Linked DNA regions of Homo sapiens: region 2 is linked to region 1. Evidence: chromatin loops called from intact Hi-C (ENCODE). Cell type or tissue: ovary. All regions are shown on one strand.

Evidence for each region. Peaks named below come from ENCODE experiments on the same cell type or tissue, not always from the same donor. Only the 100,000 strongest peaks of a DNase experiment are listed, where the experiment ranks them.
Region 2: a loop joins it to region 1, with 2.8 times the contacts of the local background. A loop is called at or near these places in 100 of 110 quality-filtered maps.

The regions. Positions count from the first base shown.
Region 1 is chr4:102,616,421-102,624,420 of GRCh38, forward strand. NFKB1 (nuclear factor kappa B subunit 1) reads left to right here. Exons shown (of 24, transcript NM_003998.4): 24 at 14-882. The coding sequence ends at 174. LOC105377347 (a long non-coding RNA gene) reads right to left here and starts at 4,682. Exons shown (of 2, transcript XR_007058205.1): 1 at 4,621-4,682. In ovary, a CTCF peak has its summit at 4,407 (motif pointing right); a DNase peak (open chromatin) is centred at 4,336.
Region 2 is chr4:103,004,618-103,012,617 of GRCh38, forward strand. The region is part of intron 1 of SLC9B1 (solute carrier family 9 member B1); the gene reads right to left. Among named protein-coding and RNA genes, the nearest start is that of SLC9B1, 11 kb to the right of the region's middle. In ovary, a CTCF peak has its summit at 4,701 (motif pointing left); no DNase peak of the experiment used is centred here; H3K27ac peaks cover 1,162 bases.

The sequences.
Region 1 (8,000 bases):
TTTCTCCCCTCAGACGAGCTCCGAGACAGTGACAGTGTCTGCGACAGCGGCGTGGAGACATCCTTCCGCAAACTCAGCTTTACCGAGTCTCTGACCAGTGGTGCCTCACTGCTAACTCTCAACAAAATGCCCCATGATTATGGGCAGGAAGGACCTCTAGAAGGCAAAATTTAGCCTGCTGACAATTTCCCACACCGTGTAAACCAAAGCCCTAAAATTCCACTGCGTTGTCCACAAGACAGAAGCTGAAGTGCATCCAAAGGTGCTCAGAGAGCCGGCCCGCCTGAATCATTCTCGATTTAACTCGAGACCTTTTCAACTTGGCTTCCTTTCTTGGTTCATAAATGAATTTTAGTTTGGTTCACTTACAGATAGTATCTAGCAATCACAACACTGGCTGAGCGGATGCATCTGGGGATGAGGTTGCTTACTAAGCTTTGCCAGCTGCTGCTGGATCACAGCTGCTTTCTGTTGTCATTGCTGTTGTCCCTCTGCTACGTTCCTATTGTCATTAAAGGTATCACGGTCGCCACCTGGCATTCCTTCTGACCACAGCATCATTTTGCATTCAAATTAAGGGTTAAGAAAAGAGATATTTTAAAATGAGAGTCACTTGATGTGCCATTTTAAAAAAAAAGGCATATTGCTTTTTCTAATGTGGTTATTTCTCTGATTTGCAAAAAAAAAAAAAAAAAAAATACTTGTCAATATTTAAACATGGTTACAATCATTGCTGAAAATGGTATTTTCCCCCTTTTCTGCATTTTGCTATTGTAAATATGTTTTTTAGATCAAATACTTTAAAGGAAAAAATGTTGGATTTATAAATGCTATTTTTTATTTTACTTTTATAATAAAAGGAAAAGCAAATTGATGACCTCACCTTGTTTGATCTGTGCAAATACTTTTCTAAGATGCTTCCTTATAATCATGGGATCATTCCGTATAGCCTGGTTATCACATTCACATTGCCTATTAGAGTCAATTTTTTAATCTAGAAATGAACAAATAATTATCAAAAGGAAAGTGTTTTAACCTAAGATGAAAGCTTTGGATTTGCCTAATCCTTACCCAGCTCATCTTATTTAGATTGTGCCACCTCACTTTCCTCCATCTCATGCAATGCTACACCTCTTCAATGTCTTCTCCACACCTCTGTGATAAAGTATTAAGATTTCCATATACCAGAGGGCCCTGGACTAGGAGCCTTCCAGCATGAAGCTTTGCTGAACAACAGGTGCTGGAGAGGATGTGGAGAAACAGGAACACTTTTACACTGTTGGTGGGACTGTAAACTAGTTCAACCATTGTGGAAGTCAGTGTGGCGATTCCTCAGGGATCTAGAACTGGAAATACCATTTGACCCAGCCATCCCATTACTGGGTATATACCCAAAGGACTATAAATCATGCTGCTATAAAGACACATGCACACGTATGTTTATTGCGGCATTATTCACAATAGCAAAGACTTGGAACCAACCCAAATGTCCAACAATGATAGACTGGATTAAGAAAATGTGGCACATATACACCATGGAATGCTATGCAGCCATAAAAAATGATGAGTTCATGTCCTTTGTAGGGACATGGATGAAATTGGAAATCATTCTCAGTAAACTATCGCAAGAACAAAAAACCAAACACCGCATATTCTCACTCATAGGTGGGAATTGAACAATGAGCTCACATGGACACAGGAAGGGGAATATCACACTCTGGGGACTGTTGTGGGGTGGGGGGGGAGGGGGGAGGGATAGCATCGGGAGATATACCTAATGCTAGATGACGAGTTGGTGGGTGCAGCGCACCAGCATAGCACATGTATACGTATGTAACTAACCTGCACAATGTGCACATGTACCCTAAAACTTAAAGTATAATAAAAAAAAAAGTTGGGAATATGGAAGAGGAAAAAAAATCAGTTTTTGAGCGAGGTACTATTGTCGACATTGTGATGCACAACCAGGATTCCCCTTTGACAAAGGACTATTCTGCTGGTGGTGCACTCTAGCTGTCAGCTTTCTCATGGAATGCTGCCGGGAGCTGTGTCTTCCTAGGCCACATCCATTTCCACAATGGCACCCATGCAACATTGATCAATGTGGACATATGAATAAGCCTGTCCAACCAGGGACAACACTGAAGGGCTGTTGAAGCTTCAGGGTTCCCATTAGAGAGGCTGAGGCTGCATTGCACTCAACTTCTCCCTCTGCCCATCCTGCTTACTCTCTCACCCTTCCATAGCTGTTGAGCTTGAAGGCACTCCAGAAAAACATTTAACATAAATTTCCAACTCAGAGTCAGTCTCCCCGAGAACCTTGCCTGCACAAGGTGCTTGGAACCATGCAGAACAATTTTGCGCAACACATTGAGCCATTAATCTTGAAAAACAACCCAACTTATAAAGAAGGAAATTGAGGCTTAAAGTAGACCATAGCTAAGCTGCTTCTGAGTTTACACCCAGCTCTGTCTAGCTCCAGAGCTCATGATGGGATATTATCCTGATGAGAAGGCAGATAAAAATCATTTGAGTCCAGAAGTAGGCTCCAAAATATATAGGAATTTAGTATATGATACAGTAAAATTTCAAATCAATGAGAAAAAGATGATTACTCAATGTATTAGTCTGATAAATGCTGATAAAGACATACCCGAGACTGGGTAATTTATAAAGAAAAAGAGGTTCAATAGACTCACAATTCGACGTGTTTGGGGAGGTCTCACAATCACGGCGGAAGGTGAAAGACACATCTTACATGGCATCAGGCAAAAAGAAAATGAGAGACAAGCGAAAGGGGTTTCCCCTTACAAAACCATCAGATCTCATGAGACTTACTACTACGAGAACAGTATGGAGGAAACTGCCCTCATGATTCAATTATCTCCCACCAGGTCCCTCCCACAACACGTGGGAATTGTGGAAGCTATAATTCAAGATGAGATTTGAGTGGGGACACAGCCAAACCATATCACTCAATCAACAGAGGTCCCAACCGGCTAATCACTTAAAAACAATCCATCTGAACACCTGCCTCCCTCCTTTCATCAAAATAATTTCCAAATATATCAAAAATTAAGCCATAAAAATATTAGAAGTACTAGACGTCATTGATTGATAAATAATCTTGATATAGGGAAGGCTTTTCTAAGCAAAACTTTTCACTGGTATAAAAGCAGTTTAGGTTCTTCATTTTACAGCACCTCCCAAATAAATAGAATCTCAAGGAGAATCCTACTTATGTTTTCTATTACATTGCCATTTCTCCACCCCTACCCAGCCCCTACCCAGCCCCACTGTAAAGTGAAAAAATACAGCTCTGATTTTCCTCAATTCTTAATTTTCCAACAAGCAGCCCATGCCTCCACACCTCTGCGGGTTCCTTTCTGTGGCAGATCATTGTTTTCCAGCTGGCCACTACAAAGCCTCCTGACCTACAACATGAGGCTGACACTCCTCCCACTGAGGGGAGGGGCCTGGGTTCCTTCTCTGAGAATCTAAGCAAAAGTGACAAGGACGGAGGAGATGCTAAGTGACTTCCAAGGTTAAGTCATAAAATGGAATACAACTTCTACCCCCATCGTGCTGTGCCCTCTGTCTTAGAAGCTGGTCATTGTGTTCTGAGGGAGCCAAGTGGCCACATGGAGGAACCAAGTGCAGGTGTTCAGTCCACAGACTTACTGAGGCCCTGGCTGATGCCAGCATCAACCAAGAGATGTGTAAGGGAGTGAAGCTTTCAGAAGATTCCAGCCCTCAGCCATTGAGTCACCCCATCTAGCCCTCAAACTGCCTCAGCTGATGCCACCATCAACCAAGAGATGTGTAAGGGAGTGAAGCTTTCAGAAGATTCCAGCCCTCAGCCATTGAGTCACCCCATCTAGCCCTCAAACTGCCTCAGCTGATGCCACCATCAACCAAGAGATGTGTAAGGGAGTGAAGCTTTCAGAAGATTCCAGCCCTCAGCCATTGAGTCACCCCATCTAGCCCTCAAACTGCCTCAGCTGATGCTGCCCAGAATAGAGACAAGCTGTTCTGCAGAGCCCTGCCCACATTGCAGATTCGTGAGCAAATTAAATAATGGTTGAGGTTTTAAGCCTTAAGTGTGGAGTGGATTGTCACCATGCTCCAGGCTTCCAACTTGACAGCTCACCTACCAGAAGTTCACTTGAAGTGAAGCTGACTTGAGGAGGAGGAACAACTAAGCAACTCATGCCAAGATAGAAAAATCACATTCCCCTTCTTTCATAAGAAGCCCCATTTCTCTTCTGTCCCAAAAACTTACTCTTCCTCCCAGATCTCAGTGCTGGCCTGAACCTCTGTGTGGTGCTGCAACAGCAAGGCCACCAGTGCTGTCTGGGTCTCTGTGAAAGTATCTTTCATATTGTACCAGCAGATGGAGATAAACCAAAAGGAATGCAGGAGATCAGGTGGAAAGCTATAATGGGCCTGAAATAAACCTTCCCAGAAAGCTTGTGTCACAGCAGGAGGCCATTTAAAAATAGCTTCCTCAGAACTTCAGTCATTTTTGAGGTTTCTATACTCTGCAGGCATAACCCAGACTTTTTCAGGATCAGCGGTCTTTCTTTTCAGCAGAACGAAGCCCTGCTGCTGCTCATTTACCTATCTGCGTCTTCTGAAGTAGCTGAATGTGGCACAGACGTTCCTGGTCACCACTATGGAATGCAGCTGCACAAACTGGACTTTGTACATTTTAACAGGAAAAAAGGAGGAGGGGAAAGATCCAGCCAGCATGGAGCATTTATTACATGCCAGCCCTTTTGGATTAATAATTTCTAATGATAATTCTCAAGACACCCCTATTAGGTATATATTTAACCCCAGTTTATAAAAAGGAAATGAATGATCTGAAGTTATTAAATAACTCGCCCCAGATTCAAATGCCGGCCCATCTGATTCCAAAGACTATTCTTTAGTGAGGTTTGCAGTCCTTTGACAAAAACATGCTTTATTTAAAAGAGAAAGAAAAATGCATACAGTCCTGTACAAAGATGATGGAGTCGTCACGTACCCAACCAAAATGCAAAATGAACCCAAAGTATAACTAAGAGGACATATTGCTTGGAGACTTGATTTTCCCCCTAATAAAAGGCAAGGATGCCTTAAATATGAATTATTCATTGACTGGAAGTTATTGCATTTCTTTCAGCCTCCTATTTTGTGCTTTTGGGGGAAATTCTGTTTCTGACTTGTGCTTCCCCAGGGAATGGACATGGGAGGCACAGGAGTCAAAAGAGGATGAAACTAAAATTCTGTTTATTTTCTTGAAGATCACAGAACTTGGGGTTGGTTAAGATCTTAAAGATCACCTTCCTAAACTATCCAAGTTTTTCTGAATGCCTACAAAGTGAGAGTGTCTCTTCTCCATTGGCCTCACTGTGGCTGGCTGCTTCATGTAAATACCAATCCTAGAGACTACAAGTTCCTGTCCATTGGTTTTCCAGGTTTGTCATTTGGTTTTGGAATTGGGGGAGACACTGAGGAGAGGCTTGAAATTAAATGGATCTCCTTCAATTACCATGGATTTCATTATGTCCACAATAGCCTTTTTCTGTTACCCTGGACAAATGAATAGTTCCACAAGTTGTTCAAGCTTCTTAAGATGAAAGGGAGGAAGGGGCTGAGATAGCATCATCTTACTTCTGTCAACTAGCTTTTCCACGTTGATACCTCTTTCCAAAGTGATTATTTCATTGAACTATCACAAGAGTCTTCAAAGAATAAAGATATGTGTTCAATCAAGATTTCTTGGGCATCTGTTGCTTGCCAGGCACTACAATGGGTGGTCATGGGGAAACTGAGACACATGAGAGGCATGACTGCAGGATCACTTGACTCCAGTAACAACACTGCAGCAGGGTCAGGGGTGAGTAGTGTCTCTCTTCCACTTAGCCACACATGGATCCAGGCTGACAGTCATTCTTCCTCCAACGCTTGGCTCCTAAGGTCTTGCTAGGGGCGATAGCCCCAGTCAGCCAGGAGAAAAATGTTGAGAGAAGTATGTGAGGGAGTTTTGAATGTGTCACCTCCTCTCATGTTGTGCTGGAGAAAAACTTCAGTCCCTTGGTCACACTAAGAGCAGTGAAGATAGAAGGGTGGTCTACTTCTGTTCCCAGTATTAAGAGAGCTGTTGATTTTGGAACAGGTCACAGCCTTTGGCACAGGTAATAATCCCTTCACTGAGGGAGGCTGAGCCATAAGGTTCTTTCTAGTTGCAACTTGTATGCAGATATTCACTCTGAAAGTCACCTGCAATCATGGTAAATGGCCATCACTAAAGGCAAGATCATTTCGTAGGATTAAGCATGAAGATTGCATTGTAAGCACAAAGTCACAGTTTTTCTTAAGGAAATCCTCAGAGATGATCAAGGATATGAGGGCAGGTAGGCTGGGGAAGAGGTATAGCAGCTATATCTTGTTGCCCTCGCACTGATTCACAGAGATCTCTGCTCTCCAACCTCTATGCTCCGTAGTTCCTTAAACGCTGCACAAGAAGTCCTGGGCTTGTAGACACCACAGTTAGCGTTCAAGAGGCCCTGGCCCTTTAAGATCCTACCCAAAAGAAAGGGACAAGCAAGTTTATCTTAGTTGTGTTCTGCAGAAAGCTGGAAAGACCTTGGCTCCCATTTTCTCAGATAAATTGGAAAGGAGCAGAAATTGGTTCTTGTGGAAATAATATTCTCTTCAGGCCAGAAGGATAGCAGATGAAACAAATTCTTGAAAACTTTTCTCCCAGGATTCCTTCTTGGGATCCAGGAAGCAGAGCTGGTGATGAAGATAGTGAGATGGAACCCTGAGGACTATGTTGGGGACACATCAGATCAGGGAAGGCTGTAAGTCGATGCCCAGTAGCAGACAACCAGGTTACTAGGTCTGTTCCCTGGCGAAAAGAGATCGATATTTTCTTCATTTCAAAACTGTTTCGCAGTTCCCTTTTTCCTTTTCCTAAAGCAATAATGCACAACTTATTTTTTGGCTTTAAAAAATTGAATGAAAAACTTCATGTCGTGGGTTTTTTTTTTTTTTACATTTCCAGCATCCCTTTTTATCACCTTATTCAAATGCAAATGTTCAAAAGTCTTTTGAAATAATTTTTTTCTGTAATTTTGAAAAAAATTCGCAAAATAAAAAACTTTAAATGTAAATGTTTTCATTTAGAAAATATTTTCAAGTACTGACTGTCATAGCAGCCTGAGAGGTGAACAGGGAGGGGTTTGAATTCCTGCCATTGTCCACAGGACAGAGTTGCTGATGTGCTGGAAGGCCCCTGGTCTAATGTAAAGAGCAAAGGCTGGGCCGGGACTCAGTCTTCAATCCCCATACTGTGCTCCTTGGCTTCACGCTGCAGCAGTGCGTCACGGAACACACAACTGTTTCAAAGGGGTGGGTCATGCCCAGGAAAGGGAAGAAGCTTGCCAACAGGGGGCTCTGAAGTATTATCCAAGGGTGGCCAAACAGCAGGAAGCCAGCATTCCCTCAACAAATGAACTCAGCTCCAGCACACATGATGCTTGGCACCGGTCCCCAAGAACAGGCCCAGGAAGAGGCCTTGAGTCCATGCTGACTTTCTTCCTCCTACCCACTCCTTCCAGCCCCACTCCTTTTGCTTTGGGGCCCTCAGAAGCTTTTTTTCTCCACCACTTGCTTCTTTCTGCCACTTCTTTGTGTCCCTTCACCTTCCCTCAACAATTCAAGCCAGGACCCCCAAAAAGCTATCCATGGGCCACCCACATTAATGCAGAATCCTGCCTCCCAGCTGAAGCAAAGCCTGGCCTAGGGAGGCCAAAGGGATCAGAAATGACATCCCCGTAAAGACCCATCGTAATCCCACAGACAGGTCCTGCTACAGGAGCAGGGCTGCCAAAAAGCAACATTCTTGTTCTCTTCCTTTAGGTCCTGAAGCTCCTGCCCCTCCACCACTGCTGCCAGCGACCACAGTAGCAGGGGGAATTTTACCTCCCCAGTATATGGAGACCATATAT
Region 2 (8,000 bases), 390 kb after region 1:
AAAACACAAAGCAATCAGATTCTCCAAGGTCGAAATGAAAGAAAAAAGCATTAAAGGCAGCTAGAGAAAAGAGGCAGGTCATCTACAAATGGAACCCCATTAGGCTAAGAGTGGACCTTTCAGCAGAAACTCTACAAGCCAGAAAAGATTGAGGGGCCTATATTCAGCATTCTTAAAGAAAAGAAATTTCAACCAAGAATTTCTTATCTAGTTAAAAGAGGCTTCATAAGCAGAGGAGAAATAAGATCCTTTCAGACAAACAAATGCTAAGGGAATTTGTTACCACCAGATGTGCCTTACAAGAGGTCCTGAAGGGAGTGCTAAACATAGAAATTAAAGACTGTTACCAGCCACCACAAAAACACACTTAAATACATAGACCATTGACACTATAAAGTAGAAACTACACAATCAAATCTTCATAATAAACAGCTAGCAACATGATGACAGAATTAAATTTGCATATATCAAAGTATCAACTTTGAATGTAAATGAGCCAAATGCCCCAATTAAAAGGCACAGAATGGCAAGTTGGATAAAGAAGCAAGACCCAACAATATACTGTCTTCAAAAGACTCATCTCACATGCAATGATAACTATAAGCTCAAAGTAAAGGAATAGAGAAAAATCTACCAAGCAAATTAAAAAAAAAAAAAAAACCAGAAAAAAGCAGGGGTTACTGTTCTAATTTCAGACAAAACAGACTTTAAACAAACAGTGATGAAAAAAGATGACAAAGAAGGACATTACATAATGGTAAAGGGTTCAGTTCAACAAGAAGACCTAACTACCCTAAATATATATATGAACCCACCACAGAAGCAAACAGATTCATAAAATAAGTTCTTAAAGACCTATGAAGAAACTTAGATAACCACATACAAGCAGTGGGAAGTTTAAACATCCCATTGACAGTACTAGACAGATCACTGAGGCAGAAAACTGACAAAGATATTTGGGACCTGCACTCAACACTTGATCAATGAACCTAACAGACTTTTACACAACTTGCCACCCCAAAACAATAGAATATACATTATTCTCATCTGCACATGGCACATACTGTAAATTGGCCACATGATCAGCCATAAAACAATTCTCAGCAAATTTAAAAAAACTGAACCACACTCTTAGACCACAGTGCAGTAACAATAGAAATAAATACTAAAAAGAACTCTCAAAACCATAGAGTTACATAGAAATTAAGCAACCTGTTTCCTGAATGACTTTTGGGTAAACAATAAAATTAAGTCAGAAATTAAGAAATTCTTTGAAACTATTGAGAACAAAGATACAATATAACAGAATCTCTGAGACAGGGCTAAAGCATGCTAAGAGAAAAGTTTATAGCACTAAATGCCCCCATATAAAAGTTAGAAAGATCTCAAATTAACAACCTATCCTTACGGCTAGAAGAAATAGAAAAACAAGAGCAAACCAACCCCAAGGTTAGCAGAAGAAAAGAAATAACCAAAATTACACCTGAACTGAATGAAATTGGGACATGACAAGCAATACAAAAAGATCAAGGAATCCAGGAGTTGGTTTTTTGAAAGAATAAATAAGATTATTTAAAGAATAAATAAGATTATAAATAAGAACAAATAAGATTATTTGAAAGAATAAATAAGACCACAGCTAGACTAACAAAGAAAAAAAGAGAGAACATCCCAATAAACACAATTGGAAATGACAAAGGGACATTACCCCAGAGAAATACAAAAAATCCTCAGACTATTATGAACACCTCTATGCAAACAAATTAGAATAACTACAAGAAATGGGTAAATTTCTGGAAACGTACAACCTCCCAAGATTGAACCAGGAAGAAATTAAAATCCTGAACAGACAAATAATGAATTCTGAAATTGAATCAGTAATAAAAAGGTTACCAACTAGAAAAAGCCCAGGACCAGAATGATTCACAGCCAAATTCTGCCAGATATATAACGAAGACCTGGTAGCATTCCTACTGAAAATATTCCAAAAAATTGAAGAGGAAGAACTCCCCAAGTCATTCTATGAGGATAGCATCATCCTGATACCCAAACCTGGCAGAGACACAATAAAAAAGAAAAAGGCCAATATCCTTGATGAACACTGATGCAAAAATCCTCAGCAAAATACTAGCAAATGGAATTCAGCAGCACATGAAAAAGCTAATCCATCACGATCAAGTAGACTTTATCCCTGGCATGCAAAGTTGGTTCAACATATGTACCAATAATTGTGATTCATCACATAATTAGAACTAAACCCCAAAACCATATAATAATCTCGATACAGAAATGGCTTTTAATAAAATTCAGCATAACTTCATGTTAAAAGCCTTCAACAAATAGGCATGAAGGAATATATCTTAAAATAATGTCGTTTATGACAAACCCATAGCCAACATCACACTGAACAGGCAAAAGCTGGAAGTATTACCCTTGAAAACCAGAGCAAGTCGAGGATGCCCTCTTTCAACACTCCTATTCAACATAATACTGGAAGTTCTAGCCAGAACAATCAGGCAGGAGAAAGAAAGAAAAGGCATCCAAGTAGGAAGAGAGGAAGTCAAACAATCTCTGTCTGTAGATGATATGATTCTACACCTAGAAAACCCCATAGTCTCTGCCCAAAAGCTCCTAGATATAAAAAACTACAGAAAATTTTCAGGATACAAAATCAATGTACCAAAATCAGTAGCATTTCTATACACCAACAAGTCCAAGCTGTGAGCCAAATCAAGAACAAGATTCCATATACAACAGCCACAAAAAGAAAATACCCTAGGAATACAGCTAACCAGGGAAGTGAAGGATCTCTACAATGAGAATTACAAAACACTGCTGAAAGAAATCAGATATGACACAAAGGGAAAAACATTTCATGCTACAGTATCTTGGCATCACTATAAATGCATAACAGCCTTGAAATCAGAAATATACTGGTTGTATGATCTTGGGTAATTTACAATCTCTTGTCATCTTTTTTTTTTTTTTTTTTTTTTCTGGAGAGATGGGTTCTCACTCTGTCTGTCACCCAGGCTGGAGTGCGGTGGTGTGATCATGGCTCACTGCAGTCTCCAACTCCCCAGCTCAAGTGATCCTCCCACCTCAGCCTCCCAAGTAGCTGGGACTACAGACATGTCATGTCTGGTTAATTTTTTGTAGGGACGGGGTCTCCCTATGTTGCCCAGGCTGGTCTTGAACTCCTGGGCTCAAGTGATCCTCCTGCCTTGGCCTCCCAAATCTCATCAGCTTTTATTGGGCATAGTACTATCTGTTTTTCTTCATATTCACAGCTAGGGAAAGCAGAATCACATTTGAGGACAGACACCCAAATATGAGTTGACTGGATAAGTTTATTAGAAATTATGGCCTGCTTTTTGTACTAACAAAAATAAGACTTCTTACTGGTTTATATTCCAGTGTCTTACATATAAATGATCAGCTCAGTTTAAAAAATTTTTATGCTTTACTTATTTCAATAAGCTTCTTAAAATCCTTTTCGGAATGAGGTAGATATAAGTACATACATAAACACACATATATACATATCTTGCTATTATGGGAATTAAGTGAGATGTTTGTACAACTTATAGCAAAAGCTATGGTATTTAAAACTTATTAGAAGTCTGTACTGCTGTTATATTGCTAGGCTTTGCTTTCAAAATAGTGAAAAATTTTGATGGATTTAGAAGTTCCATTTTCACCTTGGTTTTTTAGAATGTCTGTTTGATTATATATTAATAATGGACACAGTGTGGTATTGTAAAAAGAACTGGGCAATCTAAGTTCTCTGTTTTTCATTTGCTACTTTTTTTTTTTTTTTTGACAGAATCTCACCGCCCAGGATGGAGTGCAGTGGTGCGATCTGGGTTCACTGCAACCTCCGCCTCCCGAGTAGCTGGGACTACCGACGTGAGTCACTGTGTCCGTCTAGTTTTTTTATTTTTTGGAAGAGATGGGGTTTCACCATGGTGGCCAGAATGGTCTAAAACTCCTGATCTCAAGTGGTCCGCCAGCCTCAGCCTTCCAAAGTGCTGGGATTACAGGCATGAGACATCGCACCTGACCCTGATACATCATATTGAGTAAATTTCTTGTCATTTCATCTCTCTGCTCGATTCCAAACCTATAAAGTGACGTAGGGAGTGAGGATCTTAGATGATCTAAGGGCTTTAACAGTTTCTTTTTTTTTTTTTTTTTTTTGAGACGGAGTCTCGCTCTGTAGCCCAGGCGGGAGTGCAGTGGCGCAATCTCGACTCACGGCAACCTCCGCCTCCCGGGTTCAAGCGATTCTCCTGCCTCAGTCTCCCGAGCAGCTGGGACTACGGGCGCGTGCCACCACGTCTGGCTAATTTTTTGTATTTTTAGTAGAGACGGGTTTCACCGTGTTAGCCAGGATGGTTTTGATCTCCTGACCTCGTGATCCGCCCACCTTGGCCTCCCAAAGTACTGGGATTACAGGTGTGAGCCACTGCGCCTGGCCAGGCTTTAACAGTTTTAAGTCTATGATTCTATTATCTGAGGGGCATACCAAGAAATAGGCTGAAAGAATAGCAATACGTACTTCTTGGGAACTTCATTTCTTAAATACCATGTATGTGCATATGTATCACTTAATATAAACAACTTGTCTTTCCTTGGTGTGTCCATACACAATACTATGGGTTTATGCTTTTGGAGCAATGTTGTGCAACAGTGACATCTAGTGACTACATATCACAGATCATTCAGCAAAACTTTATGGCCAACTTGTACTCTTCTAAATGTGGATGATTTACTTTGTAGCCCAGCTAAATACTTTTAAATAATTCCTCACCTCTCTCCTCTAAAGAAAGGTATGCCAATTAAATTTGACAACAGCATTAATAATTGGCTAAATAAGAACTGAAATTTCCTTTAAAAATCATAATGTATATGGAATTCAGTATAAATTATTCTAAATGAGACTGCAGCTCTTTTCCTTCCACTGAGAGTGGCAAAGCTGGGATTTTCAATTCCAGTGTGTTTAAATATAGTCTATTCTCTTATCTACTATGCATTGCTGACATGTAGTAGGCATTTAACACATACTTATTCAATTAATGTTAGGTAAAACATATGCATCAACAGTTGTGAGTATGTATTGCTTTGGAATCTTTGGAACTATTGCTGCCTTTCAAACAAAGAACTCTTCTTGAGGTCAGATAAAAGATTAACACAATTATAAACAACCACAGTATACATCTTTCTGAACAAATGAATTTGAGACCTACATGCATGCATAACAGAATACTCTTTATAAAAGGCATTCAAACTAGGTCAGTATTTTTTTTAAGATAATGACTACCTAGTATTATTATTTAATCAGGACAATACAAATCTGGGCTAAACTTCTACTACTATAATTCAAATTGACTGTCATTGTTAAAATTCCTAATAGTATTTAGGATTTGATCTCATTAGTCAGATAGTACCTTGATTTTAAACCGTTTTCGGGTGCCTAGATCTTGTTGCCACAATAAAGTGACACGGTGTCTGTCTTAGGTCATTTTGTATGCTGTAACAGAATACCACAGATTGGATAATTTATAATGAAAAAAATTTCTTTCTCATAGTTCTGGAGGCTGAGAAGTTCAAGATCAAGGCACCCCAGCATCTTGAGAGGGCCTTCTTGTTCCATTCTCTGGAGGGGAGGGAGTCTATGTCCTCCTCACATGGCAGAAGGTATAAGGGTAAGGGACGCAAATGGGTGGCAGAACTTGTCCTTTTATAATGAAATTAACCTCACCCATGTGGGCACAGCCCTCAAGGCCTAATAACCTCTTAAAGGTCCCACCTCTTGATACTGTTACAATCAACATGAGTTTTGGAGGGGACAAACATTCAAACCATAGTAGTGTCTTAGTCTATTTGTGTTGCTTTAACAAAATCCTCAAGATTGGGTAATTTATAAATAACAAAAATTTATTTTGTCACAGTTCTGGAGGCTGGAAAATCCAAGATCAAAGTGCTGACAGATTTGGCATCTGGTAAAAGCTCAGATCTCTGCTTCCAAAATGGTGCCTTGAATGCTGCATCTTCTGGAGGAAATAAATGCTGTATCTTTACATGTTGGAAGAGACAGAAGGGCGAAAAGGGGCTAGCTAGCTCCCTCCACTTATTTTATAAGGGCATTAATCCATTTATGAGGGCAGAGCCCTCATGACCTAGTCACCTCCTAAAGGCCCCAGCTCTTAATACTGTTGCATTGGGGATTAAGTTTCAACATGAAATTGGAGGGACACAAACATTCAAACCATAGCATTTTGCCCCTTCCCCCACAACAAATTCATGTCTTTCTCACATATAAAACACACTTGTTCCATCCCAGTAGCTCCAAAAGTCTTAACTGTTTCCGATACCAACTCAAAAGTCCAGAGTCCAGAGTCTCATCTAAATCAGATATGGGTGAGACTCAAGGTTTGATTCATCCTGAGGCAAATTGCTCTCCAGCTGTAAGCCTATGATATCAAGCAAGTTATATCATTCTAAAATACAATAGTGGGACAGACAGAGGAAAGATAGATATTCCCTTTTCAAAAGGGAGGAAATAGAAAAGGAGAAAGGGGTAATAAGTTCCAAGTAAGTCCCAAACCCAGCAAGGCAAACAACATTAAATCTTGAGACTTGAGAATAATCTTCTTTGACTCCATGTCCTGCCTTCTGCATACAATGGGGAAGGGGTTGAGCCCCCATGTCTCCTGGGAGCCTTGCCTGCATGGCTTTAGGGGGAGCAGACCATGCACCAGTTCTCACATGTTGGCATCACATGCCTGTCGCTCTCCCAGGCAGGAATTGCACACTGGTATCTCTAGTGGCCTACAGTCTTGGTGGTGGCTCTGCCCCCATAGCTCCACTAGGCATTGCTCTTATGGGGGCTCTCTGCGGTATCCCTGACTCCACAGCTCTTGTAGGCACTGCCCTAGTGGTGACTCTCTGTGCTGACCTCACACCTCTGGCAGTTCTGTGCCTGGGCCCCAAGGTTCTCTGTGACCTCCTTTGAAATCTATGCGGAGATAGCCATGACTACAGACTTAGCACCACATGGGCACCACCAAGGTTTACTGTTTATACTCTCTGACACTGCACCTGGGCCTGCTTGAGCCACAGCTGGTGTGGCTAAGGAATGCTGAGCCACATGTGTGGAGCAGAAAGTTGACGTGGCCCTAGGCAGCAAGCCCTGAGTTCCCATGGACACCCTGGGCCCCTCCCTTGAAACTGTTCTGCCCTGAAGGCCCTGGCACTCTGAGCCTGTGATAAGAGTGGTAGCCTCAAAGATCTCTGAAATACCTTCAGGGCCACTCCTCCACTGACTTGATGAATAACATCTGGCTTCCTTCCATCCATACTAATCTGCTTATCAAACATGCACTTGGCCATATTCTTGGTATTCTCTCCTGAACTCAGTCTTTACAACCTGGTTAGGCTGAAAAATTTCCAATTCTTTAAGTTCTGCTTCCTTTTTGATTATAAATTCCATCTTGAATTAATTTTTCTCTTTTTGTCCAGTATCATAAACAGTCAAGAGAAGCATGTAGCACCCTCAGCATTTTGTTTAGGTATTTCTTCCCCTAAATATCCTATTTCATTGCTCACAGGTTCTGCCTTTCACAAAGCATTAGGACACAGGTGGAATTCAGCCAAGTTCTTTGCTACTTTATAACAAGGATGACCTTTCCTCCAGTTTCTAGTAAGACATTCTTTATTTCCACTGAAGAACTCATCAGAATGGTCTTTACTCTCCACATTTCTACCAGCCTTCTGATCATGATTAACTTAGATAATCTCTAAGAACATGAAGGCTCTTTATACAGCTCTCCTCGTCTTCTGAACCTTCATCAGAATTGCCCTTAATGCTCTGTTCATGGTAATCTAGACTTTTTCTAGGAGGCACTTCACAACTGTTCTAGCTTTTATTCACTACTAGCTACAAAGCTGCTTTTACAATAATAGGCATTTGTTATAGGAACACTCCACTTCTTAGT